3 separate regions of the Homo sapiens genome follow, and all the other regions are linked to region 3. A link is a loop called in an ENCODE intact Hi-C map of the cell type or tissue named here. Cell type or tissue: dorsolateral prefrontal cortex. All regions are shown on one strand.

Evidence for each region. Peaks named below come from ENCODE experiments on the same cell type or tissue, not always from the same donor. Only the 100,000 strongest peaks of a DNase experiment are listed, where the experiment ranks them.
Region 1: it touches region 3 in a loop (3-fold over the local background); 15 of 110 quality-filtered maps call a loop at or near these places.
Region 2: a loop joins it to region 3, with 8 times the contacts of the local background. A loop is called at or near these places in 24 of 110 quality-filtered maps.

Annotation. Positions count from the first base shown.
Region 1 is chr5:146,063,836-146,071,835 of GRCh38, forward strand. It overlaps LOC107986458 (a long non-coding RNA gene), which reads right to left and starts at 3,623. Exons shown (of 4, transcript XR_001742913.2): 1 at 3,339-3,623. It also overlaps a transcript of SH3RF2 not described here. RefSeq lists an enhancer at 5,600-5,709. In dorsolateral prefrontal cortex, no CTCF peak of the experiment used is centred here; a DNase peak (open chromatin) is centred at 4,535; H3K27ac peaks cover 1,189 bases.
Region 2 is chr5:145,233,561-145,241,560 of GRCh38, forward strand. It overlaps a transcript of PRELID2 not described here. Among named protein-coding and RNA genes, the nearest start is that of PRELID2, 600 kb to the right of the region's middle. RefSeq lists an enhancer at 1-480. In dorsolateral prefrontal cortex, a CTCF peak has its summit at 4,548 (motif pointing left); no DNase peak of the experiment used is centred here.
Region 3 is chr5:144,198,981-144,206,980 of GRCh38, forward strand. KCTD16 (potassium channel tetramerization domain containing 16) reads left to right here. Exons shown (of 4, transcript NM_020768.4): 3 at 7,409-8,000. The coding sequence starts at 7,735. Among named protein-coding and RNA genes, the nearest start is that of KCTD16, 32 kb to the left of the region's middle. In dorsolateral prefrontal cortex, CTCF peaks have their summits at 4,952 (motif pointing right) and 5,160; DNase peaks (open chromatin) are centred at 3,271, 4,941 and 6,391; H3K4me3 peaks cover 2,655 bases; H3K27ac peaks cover 2,090 bases; H3K27me3 peaks cover 1,401 bases.

The sequences.
Region 1 (8,000 bases), 1.9 Mb after region 3:
GGTGACAGAGTGAGATTCTGTCTAAAAAAAGAAAAAAGAAAAAAAGAAAGCACAACATGCTAAAAAACAACTTTATATGGGGTTGGGGTTAGGATCTATATTTGGATATATATTGTTTGCATTGCAATATTCCTGACTTTCCCTGCTTTCTTCTCACTTGGGGCAGATGAGCTATTTCACTCACAAGGCAACAACACCAGTGCGAACATGGCAGCCCGAGGCTGGGGTGGGAGTGCTTCCTAGGGGAAAGCTGCTATAAAAAGGGTAGGACAAAGAAGGCTGGAGGAGAAAACAGGGGAGAGGAGAAGGAGAAAGAGGAGGGGTTAAAGAAAATGTGGAGGAAAGAAAGTAGGCATAAGAGTAAGAGTGAAAGAGGATTGAGGGAAAGCACAGGAAGAGGCTAAAGGAGACAAGGGGTGGGGCAACCTTACATTCCCTGACAGGGTGAGGAAAGAAGGACAGAGCCTGCGATGAAGAATGGGGCAAAATTAGATGACCCCACTAAGATGGAACTGACGTGAGCAGGACCAGCCAGGGAGAGCCTTGTAATCAGGGTAGAGGAGGCATCCCAGGAAGCCAAGGCAATGCTGTGAGACAACCCATTAATTCTCATTAAACTTAATTGTTGTGATTTAACATTTATTGCATGCCCATCAATGTGGGCACTTTAACGCAGAAATAACATTTGCTACTAAGGCTGGGTGCCATAGAAAGAAAGAAAAAGAAAGGAAGGAGGGAAGGAAGGAAGGGGGAGAGAGAGAGAGAGAGAGAGAGAGAGAGGGAGAGAGAGAGAGGAGAGAGAGAGAGAAAGAAAGAGAGAGAGAGAAAGAGAAAGAAAGAAAGAAAGAAAGAAAGAAAGAAAGAAAGAAAGAAAGAAAGAAAGAAAGAAAGAAAGGAAGGAAGGAAGGAAGGAAGGAAGGAAGGAAGGAAGGAAGGAAGGAAAGGAAGGAAGGAAGGAAGGAAGGAAGGAAGGAAAGAAAGAAAGAAAGAAAGAAAGAAAGAAAGAAAGAAAGAAAGAAAGAAAGAAAGAGAAAGAAAAAGAAAAAGATGCAGGGAGGGAGGGAGGAAGGGGCATGTCTAATTAGACCTTTCCCCTAGATAGTTCTTGAAAGTCCTGGGATTCAAAACATGTATCTTTTACACACCCACTCACACACTCGGCAAACAGAATTGTCCACAGACTTTTTCCAGACCTTAATAAAACAAAACAAAACCATACTCCTCCCATAAAATACTGCCATTGTGTCAGACCTTTGGGGCTGGTAGAGCCAACATGACAGCACGTTGTTCTAGCTATCTCAATCACGTTTGGGTCCACATCTCACAAACTTTGGGTCAATATCTGATGTTTGTGGACCCAAACAAACATGAGATATTGACCCATTAGGTCCACAAAATCAACATGCCCAAATCCATGCCTCATTGAACTAAATATAATAATCCAGATGGAGAAATGAGATAAAGTCCCAAGGACAGGGAGGCATTGTGTGATTTGTCAAAATATAAGTACCTATACCTCATCTTTACCCAAAAAGCACTCTCAATGAGTTTAGCAATGTTTAGCAGTCTACTCTACACTCAGAGTGGCACAGATATGGCATGACTGGCCGACCAAATATTTAGTCTATCCCTCAGTGGCAATGTATCCAGTTAATTTTTAAGTTTTGTGGCTGACAAGCAGGGTGCTTAGATGGAATGGAGATGTCCATGCCTTCCAAATGAAATGAAATATTCTTCTCCCACCATCTATTTATTATCTCTTTGGGATAACCTCTCTGAGAGATGCAAACAACTCCAAGACTTGCCACCTCCACTCCCTCCAGTCTCTTCACCCATGTGCAGCATCAAACTCACCCTCTCCCAAAGAAAATCCCATCTTTGTGGAGTTTTAAGAGGGTTTGAAAGGGACAAAGGATGTTTTTTCCAAGTAAAAGTTGGCTTCACTGGCAGCTTTAACTCATTCATTCCACCAACATGCTTTGTAAATTTATTGTTTTATTTTTTGTAGAGATGAAGTCTCACTGTGTTGCCCAGGCTAGCCTCAAACTCCTCGGCTTGGCCTCCTCATGCCTTGGCATCCCAAGTGCTGGGATTACAGGCGTGAGCCACCACACCCAGCCCCAACATGTTTTTAATATTTACTGTGTGCTAGACACAGCAAGGAAGATGATAAACACATCCCCTCATGTAATTTCCACCATATCCCTATAAGGCAGGTAGATTGTCCCCATTTCAGAGCCAAGGAAACTGAAGCTTGAAAGTTAACCACAGATGATGGCAGAGCAAGGACACAGTCTCAAACTGTCTGACTTCAGAGCCCAACTTGGGACTTGCTCCATGAACCAAAAACCCATCCTTGACTTCAGGATGCTGACTCTGGACTGCCAGGAGGCAGCAGAGTGCATTTTTGGCTGCAAATGCGAAAGAGCCTAGAACGCTCGGCTGCGCACAAATACAGTTCAGGTCTTCATTTACCACTTTCTGGCCATGGGATGTCAGGCCAGTTACTTAATCTCTCAGAGCCTCGTTTTCTTACATAGGAATAATACAGTGTAGTGCCAACCTCAATGGGCTATTATGAGGATTATCTGAGATAATGATACAAAGTGACTTAAACAGTGCTGGCATCATGAACACCTAATAAATTTTAGACTGGGATGTTTTTAAGCAAGCAGGCTGTTGAAATTTCCAGTGAAGAAATTCTAACAGAAGGGCCTGCCCAGGACTGTGGTGCTAAAAGGAGACTGACACAGACTAGTCTTGGAAGTAGAACACAGTCTAAGCTGAGTCCTGAAGGAAAAGAGAGAGTCAGATACACAAAGTGGTGGGAAAAAGGGTATTTCAAGCAGGAAAAGATCTTCAGCATTTGGGTTTAAATGTAGCAATGGACCCAAATTCACTTAATACTTAGAGGAATTTATTCCTTTGTGGAACATTCCAGAGATCCCAGGTAGAACCCCAGCCCCTCAAGTCTGAAGGTGAAAATTCCATCCTGTGAGAGCATCACCCCTCAACTAAGGTTCAGACAGTACCTAGGAAGAGTGCCCCTTTGCCCCGTGGTCAGACTCTGGCATCTTGGTGCTATGAAAAGTGCTAAGAGTAGGATTTGATTGGGGGAAAATGGGAGACATCTGAGTGGGGAAGGCGGGTCATGCCCAGCTGGGGACATACTCTGAGGACCATACCTGAGGAAATGGTCCCATTGAGCAGCATCAAGATCCTTACTTAGGACTTGTCTCCTTCCCTGTGTGTGTGGAACCCGCCTCACCTCCTCCACCCTTCACCCATCCCACAGACAGGGCTTTCAGAGCAGGAAGAGTTTAAAGCAGCGCCCCTACCTGTGTCTTGATGAGATGCAGAACTGACTCAAAACATGGCTCAGTGACCTCCAGTGTGTCTTGAAAAGTCAGGGGGTCCGTCCACACCAGGCCTGCCTTCCCCGGCAGCAGCAACCCAGGCGGCTGGATCAGGGTCAAGGCGGCTTCAAATAAATGAACATTCATTCTTCAACATACTGCGCCACAGCAGCCTGCTTCACTCACCCACGTGACCTGCCCCTGAATTAGGCACATTCCCTCCAGAGACTGTGCAGGACCGCATCTCTCAAGTCCTCATAACCCCCTAGAAAGTCGCAGCCGAATACTTAGGGATCAGCTGATCCAGGACACTCAGGACTTAGGAGTGTAGTAAGCCTGGCCTGGGCCCTAGAGAGTCTCACTCAGTAGTTTGAAGGCGGGTTCTGGGTGTCTGTTTTTAACAATATCCCCAAGTGATTCTGATTCACATAAAGTGTGAGGCTCCAATCCACCTTTCTCATACGGCATGGCAGAGCCAACATTCAGCCCTGACATCCAGCAGGAGTGTGGCAACACTGGTTGGTAGAATGTTGAAAGAGGTTTGTACTGATAGGTGAACAGTGGATGCTCTGAGCTCCCCAAGGCCTGCCCACACCCACACCCCGGTCCTTCCCTCAGGTCCTCCCCATCGCTCTACCATCCAGCACCTAAAAGCTCAGGCCAGGTGCAGCTAAGACCTCCAGCAATAAAGCCCTTCTCCATTCCAATTGGCCGGTGCCTATGCCATCCTGGTTGCTAAATATCTTAACTGTGACCCTGGAGTACAGTGTAGGACCCAGAGAGGTCACTCAAAAGCTAAGAGCTCTGCTAACAAGCCCAGCACTCATCCCAGCCCGCTCCTGACCACTGTCCAGCCTTTGACAATCACCTTCACCTGGTCCTTGGCCTAGGAAAGGCGCTGAGTGGGAGGGAGGGCAGCTCCATGCTGGCTGGTCTGCCTTTCTCAGCTAACATCTTCAAAGGCCTCAGCAATGCCTGTGAGCTTCCCAGCTCCTCTGCCATTGGTTTGGCAGGTACGGAAGTTATCTGTTTCCATGAGAGGAGCAAGCATCCATCCTCATCTTCTCACCCACGTCTGACCACACAGGCAGCCACATAGCTTCTGGACTCCCTTCCTGAGAAGTGAACAGCTGTGGCAGGCAGAACGGCAAAGTCCTATCAAGTCTCTCCAGCTGGGACCAAGTGCTTAGCGAGCTGGCACGGGGCAGTGCCGGGCCAGCAGCTGCCGCCACTGATGCTTCTCTTGTTTATATCTTGAGAGAAAAGATTCTCTCTTTAGCTAAGAGAAGATAGTACTAGCACTTCCAGAAACCTCTCATCTGACCATGAAAGACAGTCACTTAGGGAATGTGTTTGGCAGGCAGGACCAAACCAGAGACGTTAACTCCAAATATCCTCGTAGCAAATTGGTGTCATGGAGAATAAATCATACAAGGACATTTTACTTGAAATAGAGCAATGTTAAATGATCGAGCAGACTGTTTTCCAGGCCTAGATTATGTCCTAGACCAAAGCAGAAACAGTGTTCCCAGGTGGCCCTATGCCCACTGATCTACACTTTGACAAATAGAAGGCAGCGAGGTGGGATCTTTTCTGGATTTGGGGCCTCCTTTCTGCTTTTCTCCCCTTTTTATTATTAAATGCTTCACACATATGAAATATATGTCTGTACACATATGTAATTATACAGGATCATAAAAATAATCATATACCTGCCACTCAGCTTTTTTAAAAATAGTAATTGTCAATACCACTGAAGTCCACTGTGTGCCTCTCCCAGTCCCATTTCTTTCTTCCCCTCCCCACAACCTCCCTCACAACCACTATCCTGCATCCCACACTTATCCTTCCCGTGTAATTCTCCCACACATATACCATATGGAATTTTTAGTGCAACCCATAGAGATATTTGGTAAACACTACTCAAAGCAGATATTGCAACCTAAGGCCGTAGATATTCTGCCTGAAGATTTGAGCTCCCATCTGGCTTCTGTGCCTGAGATTCTAAGGCTTTGATTCATTGCTGGGAACTGATTTTGATGCGCCAACATGTCTGGTTTTGAGAATTTCTGGTTTGGAGGAATTTTGTCAAGAATTTTTCCAACTACATCTGTTTTGGGAGACCTTGTTGCTTCTGAATGGGGAAATACAGGTTGTGGCCATGCCCAAATTGCTTGAGGGCTTTTAAGTGATTTGGGGGCTTTTAAAGTAACTCTCTGGGCCTTGCCTGGGACCTCAAGGTAGCCAACCATAGAAACCAAAAGCAGCTTCTCAGAATCTGAAACTGAAATGAGATCTTGCTGCTGCTGCTGCTGCTGCTATCAATCTTTTAATAAATTATCATAAGAACCTTGTGAGGTATGCAGGGAAATGCTTGTTTATTTTTTGTTTGTTTTTTTGAGACAAGGTCACACTCCTGTCACCCAGTCTGGAGTGCAGTGGCACAATCTCGGCTCACTGCACCCTCAACAGCCCCGGCTCAAGTGATTCTCCCACCTCACCCCCACAAGTAGCTGGGACTACAGGCGTGTGCCACCACACCCAGCTAATTTTTGTATTTTTTGTAGAGGTAGGGTTTTGCTATGTTACCCAGACTGGTCTCGAACTCCTGGGCTCTACCGATCTGCCTGCCTCACCCTCCCAAAGTGCTGAGATTACAGGTGTGAGCCACCATGCCTGGCCTGAAAAATGCTATTTTTGCCTCCAGACTACAGATCAGAAAACTGAGACTCAGAATGTTTCAATTCCTTGTTTAAGATCACAAAACTAGTTTGAGGTATAATGGAAACTGAAAAAAAAAAAAAAGCATCTCTGACTCCTCATCCAGCAATAATTGCCATCATGTATCAAGCACCTACTACATGCCAAGCACTTTACATGCTACATACATTGTGTCATTTAATTCTACCCAACCCTATGACAGAAGTACTGCTATTTTCCCATTTTGAAGATTAGAATTGAGACTCAGAGGTCAAATGACCTGTCCAAGGCAATAAGGACTAGAACCCAGGACTCTAAGCCAAAACCTTAATCCCTCTTCTCAATGGCAACTATCAACGTGGTTGAGATTGGAGAGCATGGACAAATGAGATGTGCCGCTGAGTTTGCTAGGATGGGGCTGGAGATGGAGGAGGGTTTGTCTCACAGGGTCAAGCCCTCCCAGAAAAAAACCATGAGGTTAGGTCTTGCTGTCCAACAAGTAGGGGTGAGAAGTAAGATAACTGAGAGTTTTATGCACAGAGAAATCCAAAAAGCAAATCTACCCCTGCTCCAAAAGTTGCCAGACACAGCCAAGCCACTTGAAAAAGAACTGAAGCTTACAATGTGGTTCTGGATCATTGACATCAAAACACAATGATCATTTTGCATTCCCCAGGTCACTCTCTCTTCATGAGATTATTTCTGGTTTTGCCTGTCCTCACTCTAAATGATACAGAGCAGAGTCCCACAAGAAGAGGGATATGATCTCCAAAATGACCCCCACTTCCATCTCCTCTGCAGGAACAAAAGGGCTCAGAGAGCTGACATCTTCTTCCAGTGTTCCTTGCTGGTGTTTATCCGAAGTTCAAATGCAATTTCTTTTGGGGGGTAGATACACACCCACAGATGCAAACTAATTAGGCAAATGGGGTCACTGCTGGATGGACAAGAGCTGCAGCCTGATAAGGACTAAAAGGATGCCAGCCAAGGCCTAGGGAGAAAGGCAAAAGACATCTGCAGAGGCTGTTTTGTGCACTATGTGCATTTTGTGTTAATGCTCTTGGAATCAGTGCTAGCATGACCGACCGACTTAATGAGAGCCATTTTTGATGTCAGGGTTTGACTGCTATAGGTCACACATGTCCTGGAGGCTAGCACCATCCTAATGACCTTCCCATGAGAATCACAACTCCCTGACCATCCAAGAGGATTGTGAAGGCTATTTGCATTCAGGAGACCCTCACAAATAAGTAGAAAGGAAGCTTGAATCAAAATGTACAGAGGCAGCTAAAACAGGCCTGGAGGTCCAAAAAGGAATTCAAATAAATAGTGCCTTCAAAAGGTTGTACCCAGATTCCTGCAAGCCCCACCACCACCTTCTCTCCAATTCCATAAGAGATGTCTTATGTCTCTGTCAAGGAGAGGGTAGAGGACTGCATTGCACGAAGAGGACATGTCAGTCACAGCTTAGATAGCGCTAGCCTCCACGACAAGGAACAACAGTCAAACAGTCAGAAGGGGTGATACTGTTTTGAAGGGAAGGCTAATTTTAGATATCAGAACTACATTTCTAAATATTCTGTTCTGCACATTCTATTTATAAGCTGAATTCTTTTTTAAGCGTAAGTTGTTTTTAGATGTTGGCAAGTTTTGGAGCTTAGGACTTCTTTGTTATGGGGGCCTCCAACAGAGAACTAAAAGCATCAGTCAAGGACCAGCTATGTTCCCAGTCCACTAGAATGTCACAAGATCTGGAGAAGTAATTAATATAATAGCTGGGATGATGAGATTTGGAACTGGATCACCTGGATCTTTGTCACAGCTTTGTTACTAGCTATGTTTCCTTTGGCAAATAACTAAAGAAACTTGGAAAAGTGACACAACCCTAGACCTCGTTTTCTCATTTGTAAAATGAGGATCAGACTATGCACCTCCTAGTAGAGT
Region 2 (8,000 bases), 1.0 Mb after region 3:
AGGTAATCTACTCTCATTGACCTACAGCTGAGAAGATAGAGCAGACTTGCCTCTTAAAAAGGTCGGAAATGCTGACCCAGCATCTCTCAGGACAGTTATGGAAAGGAGAAAGTCCATTCAGGCCACAGCTACCTGTCTTCTGTGGCAGTAAACATCGTTTCTATTGCAACAAAGGGCACCTAGTATCACCCCCTACTGAGTAATCACTAAGAAAGCAATTCTATTAACAAAGGCCACAATGTCAGTTTCTTACAAGCTAGCCTAAGCATTATGTATAATTAATAACTCCTCCTTTATCTTAAATCAGATTAATAAAGCAAGTGTGTTTTTAAAACATAACCAACCTTGGGATCTGAATAGGACAGGGGTAGGGGAAGTGTAATGTTTACCAACCACACTGCTTTCAGAGTCTTTGCATTTACGTTTATGCTACTTTTCTACAAAGCGAGTGGAAAATAGACACCCTTATTTGAATACTGATTATATTTACATGGAGTATTCTTAATTTGTTGTCAGTAGTGGAAGGTTATATGCAAGAGAATATAAGTTACCAATAATTTTTAATCATATGGCCTTCTGAAATCTGCTCATAGATACTTAGTAGCTTTACTTCATTTTCCTGACTCTTCTTATTCTGATAATCAAATCAGAAATATACTAATTCTTAGCAATATCAACTTTAACAACTAATAACTACTGAGTGCTTACTCTGGCCCAAACACTCACAATCTCACTCAACACAACAGCTCCATGAGATAGGTATTATTATTTATTCTATTTTACAGTTGAGAAAACTGAGGCTTAGAGGTTTTAAACCAACTTGCTTAAAAAGTCCTTACTCTTAACCAAAGGTAGAGTAAATACTTAATACCAGGTATGTCAGTCATTAGTCTCTGCCCTTAACTACCACACTAGAGTACTTCCTTATAAAGAAAGGAGAAGCCCAGAGCGGTAAAAAATGTTGCATTCTAAACATGTCTGCTTTGGTCAGAGTATTTCCTAAAAAGCGTTCCAACTCCCATTTCCATTTTCTTGGTGGCCTAGTCCAACCCAAGATCTTTCCTTGGTCTACAAGACAAGAACAAGCAACTGCAGTAAGAATTCATTTATGCCATCTATTCCATGAATACTTACTGAAGACCTAGTCTACATCCAAACCAGTAGACTAAACACTGAAGAAACGTTGCCTCAAGAAATAGAGTCTACCCATTCAGTGCACAAACTACACATAGAAGCGCATAGCTGGACACCTGGCTCAGAATGACCCAGGGGAAGTGTTATCACAGCTGAGACCTGAGGATGATGAGGGTATTTTCCAAGGCAATGTGTATTTATATGAGCTGTGGCCTCAGTATGTCCTCTTCTTCCTCCAGAATATTGAGACTGGTCCTCTTCGTGGATTTTGCAAAATTAAAACAACAATTCCAACCACCTATCAGTTAAGTAAAAAGAAATGTAATATTTTGTATCAAAGGGAAATGTAACAGGACCATAATATTATGATGCAGGAAGTGAAGATAGATGCACAACTTTCAGTGACCTTAGCAGACTATCAGCATTTCACTGAGCCATTCTCTTTCTTGTTATTGCTGCATAAATATGTATATAAAAGCATATATATATATACACAAGTAACTGAGGGTCAAACACTCAGCTCTTCAGAGTATAGAAAGGAAAGAGGGTCACAGGCCGATATTCTTATGGTAAGGTGACAGAGCCCCTCAATCCTGTGATTGTAGCATGTTCTTTTATTTGAGTAAGGTGTACAGTTGTTGGAGAATTATATAGCTGTCACTCAAAATGGTGTAACTTACTCATTGGTCAACCCAAGCATTAAGTACATTTGCTCCTTCAGTTGCTGTCAAGCCCAGAGGGAGTGCTGAAGTCAGCTACTGCCCTGGCTGGAAGGTCTCAGGGAAATAGAGAATTGGGTGCTTTCCTTGCAACAAGAATTGGCACTCAAATCGTCCCTGGTGGGGATGGCAAATTAGGATTAATGAGAACAATGTGTCTGTGCTCTTTTGCTGAAACATTGGTTCACTTCTGTTTCAATTGACACCCAAGATTATTTTTTTTTGCTTACAAAGATTTTCTTATTAGGGAAAAAAGTGGCAGATTTGCCATCCTAGAGCCTGCTGAATGACAAATGCCACACTTATGTGTGTACATAGGATAAGACGGTAAGCTTTGCAAATGTTTCCTAGCAGGAAACATATCCCAGGCAAAGGGAAGAGCATATGCAAAGAAAACATAGTATGTTCCTAACTTCAAGCAATATTTTTGTCCTATAATAAAGGTCCTGGTGAAGAATGTCAAAAGTGTTTAGAAACTAAACAGGAGCCAGTGCACAGGTCATGTAAAGAATTTTGGCTTAAGTTAGCTGGTCTAATTAGATCATGCTATTTAGAGTGTAGTGAGAAGTTTCCTAAAGAGAAGGTGCTAGCCCACAATCTGAGAACTTGAATGAGTTGCTAGAAGATGCTCGACCTCAGATTTCCATAGGTTCTGTCTTCATTGGCATTGAGGAAGAATCCTGAAAGGTGCTTAGTTACCAACTATGGTGCATAAATGGTTTATGCTGCCTTAATAAGATTACAAGGAAGGGATCTTCAGTGGTAGATTGCATGATCATTTCCTCTCCATCCTGTAAGAGGATGATATATCCTCAACCACAGCTGTGTCTCTTGCAGTATCCCTGCCCTAAAAGGAGTATACATCCTGTAAAGGAAAATTTTAAATCTCAGGACCTCCCAAACTTCTTATGCAAAAGGATGCTTAAACCCAGAGGAAGCTGAGTCATTGCAACACCCTCTTCCAAAGAAATAGCTGTTACTAACGCTGTGCATCAGCAAGATCCTCATGAAAAGGTAAAAGCCTCAGACATCTGCAAAGGGCTGCCCCCACAGATCATTCACAAGTAAATAAATTGCTGGCCTCCCATAAACAAGGACATGCCAACTGTAACTTTAGGTCTACGATCTAAGTCTAGCTCCTAAAACCCACATTGATAATGTTCATCACAAGCTTATTTTCCCAAGTGCAGAACAAATTCAAGACTCATTTCTTCAACCTACCCAGAGATGTCTGCATAGTTGACTCTTTTTACTTCCTTTTTTCTCTTCAGAAATTTACCTTATCTCATGGAAAATGTAGATTTACTGGGCACTGACCAAAGTCTCACAGGAATGTAACTATTCACCTTACTGCCCACCTGCCCCTCTTCCTACATGCCTTCCACACCTTTAAGGAAATGTATAAATACTAAACTTCCTGACAACCTCTTTGGAAAAATAGCCACAGTTATGTCTGTGGCACTTATTTTCCTCAGATGCATTCTAAAGCTGGCTTAGTAAACCTCCATAATTGAGACCTGTGTCAGTCACTCATTTTGGTTATCAATCCCCACTGCGTTGATGTTGGATTTGGCCTTGAGATGTGCTTTCACCAGAAGAATGTGAGGAACTTGACATACACATCAGAGCAAAAGTATTAGGAGGCATCACTTGTTTCTGCCAACCCTCTTGTTCTTCTGTCCTCTACCATAAAAACTGCATGTCCCAAATTGGGTCTGCTCCTTGAGCCTGTGTCCTGCCATGCAGCAATGAGGAATTGCAGAGCAGAGCCACAGCAGTTGACTCACAGTCCCAACACATAATGTAAGCCAGAAATACACTGTTATTCTAAGTCACCAAGACAGTGTGGTTATTTGTTACTGCAGCAAATCTGCATAACATATCTTCTAAGACAGCTCTTTAGATTTCATTGCCAGCCAAACAGAAAAATAACAAGCAAAACAAAACAAACAAAAACCTCAGGGTGGGATAGCTATATATGCCTATGGCTGAGCTTTCATACATGTGTCAATTCCTATGATTTTTTTAATGGTTGTCTGGAGCGCTATGACAAGAATGTTTGTGTAGTCATTTCTAATCTCAACAGGGAAAATTGGCATAATCAATTATTAATGTCTGCCACGAGCATGAAATTGAGAGGTGGTGACACAGATGACACGTTTGCTGGTCTAAAGCCGACTTCTCCCACCCTTGTAGCCTTTCAAAGAAAGAAATATTGTGTTTTCCCCTGTATCCATCATCTTTCCTGGTTCCTTCTAAAGATTCATTCCCTCTCACAGGACTCTCACACCTCTGGTTGCAGCAGCAGAGAGTGTGATGGCAAATGAGGCTGGACTTTTTCTACCACTGATAATAAAGGATCAGCATAAATACTTATTTTTTCTCCTTGGATGACCTGTCCATGTGCTTCCCCATCTGATCATTCCTTCCTGTGCTTCTGGAAAGAAGTGGTCAGTGTTACTGATCCTCTAACCAGTCTTACACAAAATACATACAGCTCTTCACATGGCTGAAATGAGTATGGGTATTTTCACAGAACCCCAACCCTCCAATCCTACTAGCTTACTCGAGGTTAGGCTGGAACGGGGCATATTTCATGTGGTAATCAGGCACCTGGCATATGCCACATTCCTTCTCACAAAGACCTACCCTCCAACAACCTCTCTTACATTGCTAGAGCGCCACCTAGAGTTCACTGTAACAAGTTTGGTTCCCCAAGCCTCCCTATTAGCTTGCTATGAAAAGGGCCACATTACAGAAGAGAAAGAGGACAGAAGAGAAGCAATTTTTGCTATACATTTCTATGTGCTAGGGTGCTATTCTAGGAGGCTAAATGCTTCACTTATCCATATAAGGTAATTGTTATCCCCATTTCACAGATGACAGTAGTTTGCTCAACAAATAGAGCCAAGATTCAAAACCAGGACTTGCTGACATCAATGCGGATGTTTCTTCCATTATTCAACACTTCTAGCTCTTAATTTCATTCAGCACTCCTCGATTTCAGGACGTTCTATGACTCCCCCACAGAATATGTCAACCTCAGTGGAGAAAATTTGTCTATGTAAAACCTAAATGCATTTATTTACACATTTCCTATTGCTACTTTTCCATGCCTTTTTCTCCTATGCCAGATATGTACTAAGCATCTGTTGAATAAATAAATGACTAAATGAATGAAATGTTTTTTTCTTGACTTTTTTCAAACCCTTTTCAAAATTCACATACCCAGAATAGCTACACCCACATCTGACTACTCTGTTACTTTATATTCCCACCTTGTGAAAGGTCTCCCCTGTTATGTCCCCACTATCCTATAAATGAACCTCATATTACCACAATCCATACATTTCTAAGAATGAAGTGATTAAAATTACTTAGGACACTTCATATGCAAATGAAAGCCTACACAAAACTACTTTCCTTCAATAAAGAAGTCACGTAATTATCTGAATCATCAATTATCTAAATCATCACTTATTTACCTGCTTTATTGAGCTAATTTCCTAATACTAGTTTATATTAAATAATGTGTGGGTATCTATCTGTCTCTATCTATCTATCTATCTATCTGTCTATCTATCTATCTAACACACACACATTAATGTGAATTTTTCAGTGACATACAGTTAAACATCTGAAGCATTTTTTCTGGGACTATGTGCACTGTCTCAGTAAGAGTATGAGCTCTACGAGGGCAAGTACTAATTTTAAAATTGTGCTATAATCTTCTAATCCGAACTGTAATTTCTTCAGCTATCTCATTAAATGTTTATGACTGACCAATGATTCCTCCTCTTGTCTAGCTATTCTCTAGCAATTCCTTTGAAAGAAATACTAATGAGCAATTAAATGTTAAAAAGGGGCAAAAGAATGAGGAGTGGATTTTCCCAGAAGGTAATTATGAGTGCCTACCATGTTCCAGGAATCACTTGGAGTGATGAGAGGACATAGTCTCTGGTCTCAAGGATATTGTCTCCTGGGATAAACAGACAATTACAGCACAGTATTCTGGGTCAGCAGAGGCCCAGAGGTATCCTACACTTAGACAAAAGGCAAAAATGACTGACTGCTGAGGTCTCTAATTACTGAGATTCCTCCTGAAGTGATGGTAAATGCTATAATGCAATTATAATAAATATAATGCAATTACAATAAATGTCTGTTGAATTGAATTAAATCAAATTGATGCCTCGCTCTCCAGAAGCTCAAATATACACCATGAAAAATGGAAATGCCATTATTTAAAAAGAAATTCAAGGCCTCCTAGTAAGTTATCCATGGAGATATTTCAGAAGATTTTTAACCCATAAGAGTCCTTAAGAAATTCTATAAGCTTCTGCCCTACTCAAGTGGCCCTCTCATCTGATGAATGGACCCTTATAGAAGCTTCTTTAGAATATTCTCAGACATTTGAGGTAAGGTCCTGGCAAAATGAGAATGGTTTTTCTGCCACTGAATAACTTAAGGATGATAATGACAACTAAATGTGATTGATAGCAGCCACAATTTGTGCTAAATTATTTCATATAAAAATATGGCCCCCAGCAAAGCATATCGTTGAATGCTGTTTTCTCAGAATTTGGTACATCTTTTGCCTCTTTTCTCCCTCCTAAATAAGTTCTTTGACAACAAGGTTGCGTCTTTCTTGTTGATAATAGGATGAATGAGCATATGATAATTGAATGCATGAAAATGAATTTAATAGATGGTTCCTCATAATGGTCTGACGTTTTATGGCATTTATAAATGGGTACATCTCACTGGCACTCTCTACATTGAGCAAATGTATTTTCTTTTTAATTTTCACTTTCTGCTTTATTGCTTTCTTTTTTTCATCAGACAGGGAAAGCATGCTTTTATAGAAGTATTAGAAAATAAAAATAAGCAAAGTTTTTAAAACCAAAGATTTCACCACCTAGCATTAACCAATATTAACATTTTGTTTCTGTCTTTTCCAAGGTTTTCCTATACAAATATACACTTTTTAAACAAAAATATTTTTTTCTGATATATACAATATTTTGTAATTTACATATTTATAAATAGTAAATAAACATACTTTATAAGTATCCATGTGCATCCTCATCTTTAGTAGTTACAAAATAATCCATTGTGTATATCTCAACATTTATTGAAACTATACTTATTATCAGGCAGCTGGGTTGTTTCCACATTTTTGCTATTTTAAACAACATTATAATAAATGTCTTTCTACGTACAACTTCTTGTATTTATTTGAGGGTTTCTTTAAAAACCGGTAGAATTGCTGGGCCAAAGGGCAAATCCCATTTTAAAGGCTCCTGTTGCTTATGACTGAATTTCATACTATAACTGCTTTATACCACCACTGTGTCAATCCTAGGTGTTATGATCTTATAAGCTTAGATGACATATAAAAAAATTAACATGTTTGTTTCCTACATTTAGTGAATATTATAGTGATTCCATAAACCTTGTTTATGTGTATAAAAGCAGAATGTGTAATGATTTCGAAGCTGGTTTCTCAAGCCAGATTATTTGATCTCCTATGCTGGCTCAGCTGTTCACTAGCTCTATGACTCAAACAGGTTAAAGAGCTTCCTTGGGTGGGCTTCAGCGTCCTCATCTGGAATATGATATAATTAAAGTATCAATCTCTTAGGGTTGTTCTCAGAATTAAGTGATTTGACCCATAAAGTGGACACAGAACAGTACCTGGCACAGGTAAGCATTCAATAAATGCTACTTGTTCTCTTGTTTCTAGGAACACAACTAAATTAATTTTTCAGCCTTTCTTGCAATTAGATACATCTATGAGACTAGACTGTAAGATAAATTGATGTGTGTCATTTACTGGTCTGGCTCATAAATACCTTGAAGACACGATTCTCATTCATTTCCTTGTCAACCAGCAGAATAGAGATCACCCAAAGGACCTAGAGCAGGTGGAATCACAAGATAAAAGGAGCCTGGATGTATAAATGACTATGGAAGAGAGCTCCACCACCACCAACCACATGCAACCATCATTCACCAATGAGAAATAAATGTATATCGCATTGCATTTTACATGTTTCGTTGCTCTTGTCATAGCACTCAGCCTTTCTTGACTAATAGAATTGCCTATTGTTATTCCTTTATCACATATTATCTGTTTTTTAAAAA
Region 3 (8,000 bases):
AACAGGATTTTAAAACTCTATTTCCTTAAGTTGCTTCAGGGTATTCCACAAATTCCATTTACACATATATAAAACTATTTAGAAAAAAATTAAAATGCATTCTAAAGACATTTGAGATATTTATTATTGCAAGTTCTGGAAGATTTTTTAAAAAATAAATATTTTTGAACTTAACACCTAAGCTGATTCTGATTTCATTCCACTTGTATCTGTTGCATATTATGGAATGACAACAAAGACGCCTTTTGAAAGATGGGTTCCCTAGGTAGGAGATAAAAGGTTGATAATTACTGGCTTGCAGTTTACACTACTGCTTTACCGAAAGATATATTACATAGTACATAGAGCAGACATAAAGAAGACTCCACCAACATGTGTAATACAATTTAGCTAACAAACATCCCACAGGGAATAACACGACATGGATCAACAGGCTGTAGGTGAAGGACTTCAGGGGAGGCAAAGGTAGGCGTCTTGTTTTTAGGGCTATTCCTAAAATAGTGCATGTGGATTTAGTAAAACCAATTATATGAGAATCGTGCAGCTAATTGTGCAGCTATGTTTTTCATTTGCCAACCCATTTTCAGAAATAAGTATATTTCTGTTGGTTAGGCTTCATGCTGATGAGATCACAGTTTTAAAACACATATGTGGGAGTTGGCTTTACTTGACTTCATGGCCAAATTGTGCACTCCTAACTTTGACCATTTGTTCCAGAACAGCTTCATTTTTTTTTTTTTTTTTTTTTTTTTTTTGAGACAGAGTCTCGCTTTGTCATCAGGCTGGAGTGCAGTGGCAAAATCTTGGCTCATTGCAATCTCCGCCTTCCGGGTTCAAGCGATTCCCCTGATTCAGCCTCCCGTAGCTGGGACTACAAGTGCGTACCATCACACCCGACTAATTTTTTGTATTTTAGTAGAGACAGGGTTTCACCATGTTAGCCAGGATGGTCTCGATCTCCTGATCTCATGATCCGCCCGCTTCTGCCTCCCAAAGTGCTTCCTCGTTTTGAAGACAAATTTAAAATGTGACTTCACATCTGTACCTACTACAGAAATGTATACTTGCGTACACACTCACATACATGCACACCGCAAAAATTTTAGACCCTGTGAATATAGTCAGTAAAGTTGCCTTTATGTCTGAAGAGCAGTACTTTTTTTTCAGAGTAGCATAATTTTTTTTTTTTAAAGATCAAATCTCAAAATTATAGTTCACTTAGAAGAACTTTATCCTGTAGAATTCTGTTCGGAGGCACAATGGTGATACAGACAGCTTTTGCTTTCATTTGTATTTTATGACAGTGGAAATCAGGAGTATTTTCAGGGAGAAACTGTGAGAGAAATGACTTGGCTGAACATCTGCTATGAAGCTTTTATCTGAATCTGAGGCTGCAGTGGATGACCCCGAAGGATCTCCACTCCCAACTTTTAGATTATACAAGTCTAATCCAAATTCTTTCTTGCCAGGCTTTACGTTAACAAGAAAGATCACTGTTTGCTGCCTTCTTCATCTGTTTCTTACATAGCAAATTACTTCCTAGAATGTCTGAAGATTTGACAGCTGTATTTGATCTTTATTTTGTCATTGGCCATGATATCTCTTTAAGGGGAGATGGTTTCATTTTATAGATATGGAAGCAGAGGCCATCTGAGGTTAAATGGTTTGTCAAAATCATACGTGAACTATGTAACACCAAAGGCTAAATACGGCACTAGGGATATTTCTGAAAATAAAAGGCAGTGCCCAAGAATCTATAACTTTGTTTTCTTTTTGAGGTAGGGTCTCACTCTGTTGCCCAGGCTGGTGTGCAGAGGCACCATCATAGCTCATTGCACCCTTAAACTCGAGACTCAAGGTATTCTCCCCCCTCAGCCTCCCAAGTAGCTGGGACTATAGGAATGCACCACCACACCAGGCTAATTTTTCTATTTCTTAATGTATTTTTGTAGAGACAGGGTCTTGCTGTTGCCCAGCGTGGTCTCAAACTCTTGGCCTTAAGCAATCTTCCCACATCATCCTCCCAAAGTGCTGGAATTACAGGTGCGAGCCACCTTACCCAGCCAATGTAACTTTAAATTTTTTCCCCCATTGGTAGGATTTTGAGTTTGTGTGTGCATTTGCATGTGAGTGTTTGAGTCAGAGACTATATGAAATCGGGCTTTGCATCTCAACTACCTAGAAGTGTGCTGGACACAACATAGGCACTTAATAAATCCATGTAGTATAAATGAAAGGTTACCAGGGAAATAATCTTGTCTGGCAAAAGACAGTGGCATTTTCATTTTTAACCACTGCGATACTGATTATTTTCAGTTCCCCACTCTGCCACCCCATCTCCCTCACCAAATCCTGAAATTCCCCCATGAATAATAAATACATTTATAACAAGCAATGGTGTTAACCTGAATTTTCATACTGGAAAGAGTAATGATTTTGGATGTAGAACTCAATTTCTATGTTTGGGCATCTTTTGTAATTTCTTTATGCCTCAATTGGAGTTTAACAACAATGAATACAGATATTTTAAACCACTAGCATGAACACTAATGACATTTATTAAGCACTTGCTAAAAGCCATGGAATGTGCCAGAGAGCTCACATGCATCTTCATATTTAGTCCACGCAACACACCTGCGAGGCAGGTCTTTTTATTGCCACCATACCCTGGCTCAGAGACATGAGTCTCCTGTTCAAAGTCACACAGCCAGCCAGGCAGAACTGGAAGAGGGATAACGACTGACTGTGGTGAGGACTTGATGGTCATCCCTCCATAAACAGCAGCTATTAAGATAATGGTGATAATGCAGGAATCCTTGGGAGCACATAACACGATGAGTGTGCAGCATCTTAGCATAAGTAAGTTTATGAGGTCTGTTTCCTCCCTGATAGCGAAGGCTGTCAGCATGAAAGCTATCTCTGCTTGAGGGCAGAGAAAACTTAAGGATGTGTTAGGAGTGAGAATGTAGAGAGTGATCACATTATTTCAAAATTAAAATAGTCCTTTTGAGAATATACCCTTCAATATTTGGCTGTGCATGTGAAAGCAGGAAACAGAGGCGAAAACATATTTTATCAATTTCACAATTTACCTAACATACGTCTTGATTTGCTATATGCTTGAATATTACAAAGAACAGGATGGAGCATTCTTCCTTGCTCTTCCTCTAAGAGAAATCTGTTGCCGTATGCTGTTCAGCCTTCAGTCCGGGAGTGCCATCCCACAGTGTTTCAGCGGAGAGCTGCCAAGAGAGAATAATAACACTAGCGGTGTTATTTGCTGACACGAAGGCTAGGAATACACTTACAGCCTAGACTTGGCTTCTTGCCTCTTGTTAAGGCACCAAACAGCCGGGCTTACCGACAACTTCCCTGAGACATTCGCTTACTCTAGCACTATTTAAATCTCTTTGTAGAGTGTATTGCTTTATTTCCTTCAAGTCTTTTATCTTTTTAATCTCACCTCTCATTCGTTTTCATCCCTGAGACTAAAGAAACAAGAAGGAGTACAGATCTGGGGATGTTAACCTGAGGTCTATGAACCCCAACATGAATGGGCTTCAGGCCAATCTTGAACCAAACCCCTGATCTCTCAGAAGGTGAGGGAGGCCTAGACCATCTTGCTTTTCTGAGGTTCCATTTAGATTAAAAAGTAGATATGCCCAAATAGAGTTAGCAAAGCAAGTGTTTATTTTTAACTGCTTACTATAATAAACAAACTGTTTTAGCACACAACAATTAACAATATGATGCAATATAATTGTGCAAAACAGGATATTTACAGTGTTTATGAAAAATACCAATTCAAAATGTTTCAGGTGGTATGATCAAATCATGGGTTGCAAGATTAAGGTTGTCTGGTGAATGTTTTCCATTTTTCAATTCTCAGAGTGTGTCTCTGTGAATGTATGTGTAATCTCACTTCAAAAAGAAGTTTCATAGTCAAAATTTGAGGAATTCTGCTTATGTGAATCATCAACTACATGGCCCCCGCACCTGTTCCTCTTTTTACTCAGCCTTTCCTGAGAGGTTCTGCCTTGACAGTGAATGCAAACTTTTATGCTTGTGGATTCATTTCCTAGGTTTTATTAGATTCTCTAAGCAGTCCATTTTCCAAAAAAGGTTAAGAATCTACTTGTCTCAAAAGTAACCTAACCTATAAAACCCAGACCAATGAACAGAACTCCTCATTTTAAAAATTCAGAATATTCTTCTTTTATATTATAAAATCTTTTAACTCTGCAATTTAAAGTAATATTAATACTCTTTTTAAGAGTATTAATATTAATATTAATTCTTGGTGTGCTTTTTAAAAACATGTTTAGTAATCTTGAAATTTGTTGTTTCAAATTTCAAGAAAATGTCTTGCAATTTGTTGTTTCAAAAAAAATCTTGTTTCTTAAACTTGCCGCCTCTCTATTCCTATTCAAGAATATCTAAGGTTAAAATGAGGATGGTTATCCTGAAGAGTCAGTGGTCTAAAGCCCATCCTGTTACTCTGGAATCGTGTGACCCTGAGGAAGTGCTGAACCTCTCTGTTCCTCAGTTCTGCATCTCTAAGAAGAGATAGTTAATTTTCATTCCTCAAGTCCGTTTTAGCTCTAAAAGATTATAATTTTTCTTACTCTGTTTCTCCACCTACTGCCATACTGTCCCTGCAGTGTTTTCATACCTGAGCTCCAAAGCTATCGTCATGACGTTTTGACCTACTCTCTTAGAAATAAAACATTTGCTTACTTTACAACCAAAACCAGTACTTAATAGGTCTGAATTCAGATTTATTTTGTCTTTGACCTGATGTCAACGAAATATTTATTTTGTTGTCATGGTGAGCAGTGCATGCCAAGTAAACTTAGATCACTATAAAAACTTAAAAATAAAAGAAAATCTAAATGTTTTGGCCCTATTAAGTTGCCAGATACAGAGCTGCACTGATAGCTTAGGGCACTAGATGGCGATATAAGTGCATCACATAACAAACATCTTGCTTGGTCCAGCATTAAAATCCTAATGATTGAGGCCAGAACAGGTTAATGCATTAGTTAACGAAACAAAGTCAAATATAATCAGGTGTAGGAATGTTAGCTAACGCTCTGAATATGTTCAGTAACCCAATGCTTATTGAAAGAAAAGATTGTTAAAGTAGAAACTAATTTATCCTACTGTTGAGCGTATCTTCAAGCTAATTTTTTGGGCAAGAGTTGGCAATAAACACGTTTCTCATAAAATGTATATAATTCCTAAGTTCACCTCCATTTTTGTTTTTCACTTTTTAAAAATAGCAATTGTTTGGGATGGCGTGTGCCTCACATATATTATTCATTGACCAAGCACTATATTCTTATCAGGGATGTGAGCCCTAAGACACTGGTGTTTTAAAGGGGAAATGGCCGACTTACTGTAAGCTGTTGGCTGGGCCATTATTGACTGTCAGGCTCAACTGGAAGCACTTTGTTAGTGGATTAGGTTGCCCTGGAAATGCCTTCCTGAAACTCTAATGATGCACTTAAGGGAGCCCTCTGGAACAGGAGTAAAATGTCTTTTAGCAGCAGTGCCTTCCACCAGAGTCCTCTTGGGATGACTTGGGAGGGGCTGGGGGCACGTCCAAAGAGACGCGCAGTAAGGAAACAACCCCAGAAAAAGGTTGCAGGTATCAATTTCTTACAGGTGAGCTAAGATAATGACTTATGGATGTAAACTGTGGGCTTTCTGTGGGTGCCGGTGCTTCACGTCTTCATTTTGAAAGAGCATCATTAATTTCAGAGAGAGTGTTTATGTATCTACCTATTTACATATATATTCATATTTATTTATTTGCTAGGGGTTGTGGTGGCAGGCGGATGAAATAGAAAAGGAAAAAAAGGGAGAATTTGAGTGAATATGGTTTAAATCAAAGGATTAAAAAAAACACTGTGTAGTTTGAACACTGGGGTCATTTGGTGTGCGTGTCTGTGTTTTAAAACAAGCATTAGAGGGATATTTGCCCTTCAGCAGGAAGGAATTCCGTGAACGAGGAGGGGGGAGGGGGGAAGATCTGTAGATTTTTCAAATAAAAAGTCAGTTGTGTTTATCTCACAACTTACCTCTTGGGTAGGGGGCAGGGATTTGCTGTGGGATGGTGATGGAGGTAAAGACAAGGAAGAAGGAAAAGGCCCTTGGAAACTCCAGACTCCAGGACAGGACAGGGAGGGAAGTGGCTGCGCAGCACTGCGTCCCCGCCCCAAGCCCCGCGCGCCTGGCAATCGCGTGCCCACCGCCGGAGCGCGGCGTCCCCGTGCAGTCCTGGCAACCTGTCACCGAGGAGGACGTGACTCGGAGCTGCCTCCGCTTTCTCCAAGCCATATTCCTTTAAGATGATGTAATAGTCATTTCCCTGGATGGTTTCTTGCCTGCACTGCTGAAACAACAGCATCCGAACTGCACTGGGAACTGTGGAACCACCCAGCTCCGCCGCCAGAGAAGCCGGAGCCCCGGGCCCCCCGCCGGCATCTCTGCGCTGCGTTGGCCTCTGGCTCGCACCGGCTCCCACCTGGCTGGGAACATGGGAGTCCGTTTGCCCTTGCCGGCAGGTGGGGTGGCTACCTGGGACCCTAGCAGGGCACATCTCTCCATCTTTCTGCTTCTGGGCTTTCTGAAAAGCTTCTAAGTCCTGGTACCTCTTGCAACTCTCTTCTAAGGATCCTTTCCAAAGATTTCTTTTTCCATTTTTCTTTTCCCCTGGGGAAGCTTTGGTTGAATATTTTCTCTGCTTTACTTCTTCAACCCAACCTCCTCTCATCAGGGCTTAACTTTTTTTGCGACTTGTTTTAACTTAAGATACGGAATGAACACATATGTACCTACATACATACATAAATACAAATAGGCATTTATATAAATGCATATATATAATAGTTATTTTCCAAGAGCACACCTCTCTGGCACTTTTCATTGATACCTCGGTCGTTTACCTGTTTGGGATTTGACAAGATCCAGACTCAGTTTGGCTGTGGATTTTGATTGCTTTACAAATGGTTATTATTATTTTTTTCACAAGAACTGGGTCTCCAGCACTCACTAAGGTAAGCTCTAAGACTTATTGCTTTTCCTGTCCAGCTGAAAAAAAAATTCCCATTTGGAAGTTGAAAATTGCATGTTTCTTTTTAATGTAGACTTACAAGTAAATTGTTTTTCATACTAATTGCTGGAGACAGAGGCTTATAGATAAACATGTAGGCACAAAATAGCATGAGAGAAGCTATGATTTAATTGAAGAATGGCTGAGATCAGTAGTTCCAGAGCTGCTTATGTAAAATAATCTCTCTCTCCCTCCCTCTGTTTTTCCCTCCCTCCCTCTCTCTCTCTCCAGAGGACTCTTTTTCTGACTCATTCCAGGTTTGAGGAAATAATTTTTTCTCTTTTCCTTCAGACGGACATCTGAGTAACTGGGGAATTGGCCTGCCTTGCATGTGAGCTTGATGGAAGATTGGATATAGACGAGTTGATTATATTTTATGAAGTAGCAGCTCACTACCATCCACCATCCAGGGTTTAAACTACTTTTTCAGCATCACTTCACCTGTGGACTCTTATACATTTTGATTTCTTGGGGGAAAAATACTGGGATAAGAGGAGGTCATTTTTTAATAAGTTAGCATCCTTTTCCCTTTCTTACAAGTTGATCCAAAGGATAAGGCTGTGACTCCATTGGATTGCACCTTTAAATCAAAATAGCAGCAGCAGAAGAAAGGGACAATGGCTCTGAGTGGAAACTGTAGTCGTTATTATCCTCGAGAACAAGGGTCCGCAGTTCCCAACTCCTTCCCTGAGGTGGTAGAGCTGAATGTCGGGGGTCAAGTTTATTTTACTCGCCATTCCACATTGATAAGCATCCCTCATTCCCTCCTGTGGAAAATGTTTTCCCCAAAGAGAGACACGGCTAATGATCTAGCCAAGGACTCCAAGGGAAGGTTTTTCATTGACAGAGATGGATTCTTGTTCCGTTATATTCTGGACTATCT